Regions from separate parts of the Homo sapiens genome. Here region 1 is linked to region 2. Evidence: chromatin loops called from intact Hi-C (ENCODE). Cell type or tissue: IMR-90. All regions are shown on one strand.

Region 1 (2,500 bases), 150 kb before region 2:
GGAAACAGCTTTTCTTATAATGGAATTTAAACTATATTTTCATAATGAATATAGTATAGAAGAAAGAACACTTTATCGGGAATTAGGAGTTCCCAGTTCTCTTGTGTAATCCTCATCTCCTAGCTCTCACAGCTATTATCTGTAAAATTTGTAACATAATCTTTAAGTTCTCTTTAGCTTAAAAGTCATTTTCTATTATTCTCTTTTATTATACACAGTTTTCTGCTCATTAACATGATCTATTTTCATTTGTTGGATATATCTTATTTAAAAGAGTCATAAGAACTATCATTTCCAAATTTCACTCATTTATTTAACAAATATTTATTCGAGTTTTGGGCAATGAGAAATAGAATAAGACAGAGCTCATAATCTCATGAAGTTTATGTTTTTTTAATAAGCAAATTTTAAGAAATGTTGTTTAAAATATATGGGAAGGCAAGAAGTTTTCATCTTAGAAAAATAATTAATTTGAGTTTATATTAAAATCTCTACACAGCAAAGAGTTAAAAGGAATATAATAAGGATATCGTTTTTCTGACATTTGAAAATGTATGTAGAGTGGATTTTTTTTAAGTAAGAGGATTCTTGAAAATAAAGAAAGAATAAACTCTTTAGAAAGGTTTTTTTGGTCTTGCATTGTTTACTTGTTGAAAATTCTTTTTGGTTAAAATTATTAAAGAAGCCAGCCTCTTCCACTTAAACTGTGAGATCTTCTGAGAGGATGTAAACAAATATGCCAAAAAGACTCTGAGCAATCTTAAGTGCGTTTTCTAGCAGCATGAACAAAGGCAGTCTGCTCAGCAAAAGAACCCTGAAAAGCAGCCAAAGCAGCAGTCTAAGTAAAAGGGAGAGAACTCAGAGGTCAAAGTGAAAGTGTTAGTGAAAGTAGCAAATCTCTTACTAGATATTGAATTACCCGGTGAGGGAGTCTATAAGCCACAGCTGAGTGCAATCACAAAGATGCCAAAAGAGATGCCAGATAGTTCATGTTAGTAGTCACAAATGCATGTAGTTTAAAAGGCGAAAAGAAACCAGCTGAGAAGTGAAACTTAAGTTTATTAAAATTTTACTAGCATATTGTCAGGATGTATTGATAGAGAAAGTATATTGTCTATTTTGTTTCAACATGCAGCACGTGTAGTGATATTTGTATTCTATTTAACGGACCTATTTAATAAACTTGGTAATAATTAATTTATATTCAGCATATTCAGTTTTCACTATTATTTCAAGGTTTTTAAATTTTAAAATATTTAATTGACAAATAAGGATTTTATGTATTCTGTTTACAACATGATGATTTGATATACCTATACATTGTGTAACGATTACAATCTAATTAATTAACACATTCATCAGAACTCGAGCTGTACATTAGATCCCCAGAACTAGTCATCTTATAACTGTACTCTTTGATTAACATCTCCCTATTTCCCCCAAACCCCAGCCCCTGGCACCGCTTGTTATATTTTTTGAATGAGGTTGACTTTTTTTCAATCATGAAATATTTGTCATTCTGTGTCTAGGTTATTTTACTTAGCATAATGCCCTCCAGGTTTATCTATGTTGACACAAATGGTGGGATTTACTTCTTTTCTATGGCTGAATAATGCTTCGTCTGTGTGTGTGTGTGTGTGTGTGTGTGTGTGTATCACATTTAAAAAAATTCATTCATCCATTAACGGACACTCAGGTTGTTTCCATGTTTTAATTATTGTGAATAAATGCTGTAATCAACACTGGGATGGAGATATCTCATTGAGATACTGATTTCACTCCCTTGGATATATACCCAGAAGTAGGATTGCTAGATCTTATAGTAGATCTGTTTTTAATTTTTTGAGGAATCTCCATACTGTTTTCCATAATGACTGTACCAATTTACCCTCCTACCAACAGTGTACAAGGGTTCCCTTTTCTCCACACACTCACCAATACTTGTCTTTTTTATAAAAGCCATCCTAACAGGTGTGAGGCATTAGCTCATTGAGGTGTTATTTAATTGTGGTTTTAATTTGCACTCTCTGGTGATTAGTGATGTTGAGCATCTTTTCGTGTACGTGTACTTGTTGGCTATTTCCATGTCTTCTTTGGAAAAATATCTATTTAGGTCATTTGCCCATTGTTAAATTGGGTTATTGGGTTTTTTTGGTATTAAATTGTGTGAGTTCCATATATATTTTGGACATATGATTATAATACCCTTAGCAGGTATATGGTTTGGCAATATTTTCTCCCATTTCATAGGTTGTCTTTTCATTTGTTCATTGTTTCTTTTGCTGTGCAGAAGTTTTTCAGTTTGATGCGGTACCACTTGTTTTTGTTTGTTTGTTTGTTTTTGCTTTTGTTGCCTATTCTTTTGGTGTCATATCCAAAAAATCATCTCCAAAACCAATATCAAGGAGCTTTTCCCCCTACATTTTCTTCTAAGAGTTTTGCAGTTTCAGATTTTACGTTTAAGTCTTTAATCCATTTTAAGTTAGTTTTTGCATATGAC
Region 2 (2,500 bases):
AAATGTGATTTTAATGACAGTTGAAAGATTCATGATACTGGCCTAAAACAAACTCAGTGATATTGTTTGTAGAATGCTCTGATCACCAACTTTATTAGATTAAAAATGACATATCAATATCTGCTTACATGTGACCCAAAATGAAATGCTGCACCAAATAGTTTAAAAATACAAAGTTCATAATTCTAAGATCATTTCCTGAATCTGAACATCCAAAGTCAGCATTAAGTTTTACCACCATAATATAGAATAATTTATATGCCTATGTATATTTATATATGAAGAAGAAACTTTGTCTTGAAGTGAATTCAGAGAATTGGCAGCCAGCTGCCTAAATGAATCTCGTCATTTAAAATTCTTATCTTAAGAGTTTTCTATCTTAATACAGGTTCAATAGCTCTCACTTAAAATTTTACAGATCTGATGATTCAATAAAAATAGTTAAGAATTCAATAAAAATAGTTAAGAATATACTCATATTCTTAAACATAACATAAGTATATTGGCCTATGTGACATGCAATCTCTTCTCAGCTTTAAAATTCTATGAGTCTAAATTATGAATCAAGTGTTTTATGAGTGAACTGCATATCTCTTTTAGATATTTTAGGATTATTTTCATGCCTTCTCAATAGCATGTGAGGGAAATTATTATAAAGCAAGTTCATCGTTCCAATGATTTGTCTTATATTTGGGCTAAATGAGTAAATGACTCCCCAGCCTGCAGACCATAATATTTCACAGGCATTGCCAAGCAGAATAATTGCTTCCATAAAGCCTTAATTTAATTGTATTACGAAATACATGAGCCTTACTCTCCTAATGACTTCAGGAGACACGTTGCTGATGGAGTATGTTTTCTCTTGTGGACCACATATAACAAAGTGGTCCAAAAGAGAAAACATACTATATGTTATATGTTATAGCCCCATGTGTTATATGCAGTAGGTGCTCAAATTTTATATTTATTTTCAAATTTTTCTAAAACTAGGGTTTTATGATTGCAATAGTTGGGACATTGCCATAAGCCTTATAAGCTATTTGGCTGTAGCAATGCGAGGGCATAAAATTTTTCTTGCTACGGAGGAACATAATGTTCTTTGATTTTTCAAGGTATTAGTAAATGCTTATTTTTTTCAGGCATTTAACCCTACAATAATAATGCACAAAATTTCCCCCTTGTGGTCAAAATATGTAAGTGCATCTGTGAAATGTCAAATTTCTTATGCCGGTGTTTTGGGACTAATGAAATTACCATCACCTTCTCCCAAATTTTTAACAAATATATAGTTTTGATTAACTAATCACTCTATCTATCTATATATAATTCATTAATCGGGATTTTTCTGATTATATCTGTAGGATAAGAATATCTATGTGACTGTATGTGTGTGTGTGTGTAGAAAAGTCACCAAAAATTAGAGGTTTTATAACTAAAAAAAGTTAGAAGATCTCTGGCTTGTTTTACTATCAGACTTTGTTTCCTACATATGACTTTCTTTTATTGGTGTCTCTCAAATGGGTGTAGAAGTAGAAAATTCATTTCTTATGGTGGAAAGGTACTTTGGAAAATCTGATTGAATAAGGAAAAAGAAAAAAAAGTATTTGTGAGCTCGAGAGAAATGTAGGGAATTATACAAGGGTTTCTTGAACACTTTGTGAGTTCAAAAAGTTTCTCAGTTAAAAGGAGACCCTTGACAACGACATTCTAAAAATCCCATGGACTATCTTCAAAAATATGTATTGAGTCTCACTGGTACTTCAACATTCGTGATTTAAAGAGCTAAGTATCTCTACCGTATTTTTCAAGCCAGATCCATTACTTTACAAATAAAAGTCCCTTATAAATTGGCTAAGGATTATTGGTTGATTAAAGTGATTCTAAATAACTTACGTTGTGTGTTTCATGTTACTAGATCCAGTAATTTAATATCACTTTGTTGTACTACACCCACTAAATAGTTGAATTCTCATGCATATATGACCTGCATACAGCTTTCTTTGTTTAACTTTTATCGTGAATTAGATGCCTGTTTTTGAAGCAATCCAGTTTCGGTAATAAGTCACTTGTGTGTAGACTCCAGGCTTGTCCTTTTGACCACAGTTATCTCCCCAGCTTACAATTCCAATGAGATACCACGTATCTTTCAGATCCCTTGTGACTAAAGGTCCCCCAGAATCACCCTAAAAATAAAAACATAAGAAAAAAGAAAGAAAATTAGCTAAACATAAAGCTCATTATTTAAGATATTTTGATGAATCACATATTTTGTTACTAGACAGTACATGTATAGACTATCAACACAGAATAATTAATTGAGACATGGATTTTAATATTACAAAGAGCCTTAAGGTTCAACTTTCACATTTAAAAAATAAAATTTATTTTGTTAGAGTAAACAGCACTTAGTTAAAAAAGGCAAAAACGAAAAAACATGAAGAGGCTTGAAAAGCAGTTATGTCCCATGTTACCTCACGCAAGCTGTTCTCCAAGAGGTAGC

The links. Hi-C counts contacts between places; a loop is a spot of excess contacts. Peaks named below come from ENCODE experiments on the same cell type or tissue, not always from the same donor. Only the 100,000 strongest peaks of a DNase experiment are listed, where the experiment ranks them.
Region 1: a loop joins it to region 2, with 2.7 times the contacts of the local background. A loop is called at or near these places in 1 of 110 quality-filtered maps.

What each region holds. Positions count from the first base shown.
Region 1 is chr4:67,761,399-67,763,898 of GRCh38, forward strand. No RefSeq gene overlaps it. Among named protein-coding and RNA genes, the nearest start is that of GNRHR, 8.3 kb to the left of the region's middle. In IMR-90, no CTCF peak of the experiment used is centred here; a DNase peak (open chromatin) is centred at 963.
Region 2 is chr4:67,909,321-67,911,820 of GRCh38, forward strand. It overlaps TMPRSS11A (transmembrane serine protease 11A), which reads right to left. Exons shown (of 10, transcript NM_001114387.2): 10 at 75-2,183. The coding sequence ends at 2,022. Among named protein-coding and RNA genes, the nearest start is that of TMPRSS11D, 27 kb to the left of the region's middle. In IMR-90, a CTCF peak has its summit at 1,192 (motif pointing left); no DNase peak of the experiment used is centred here.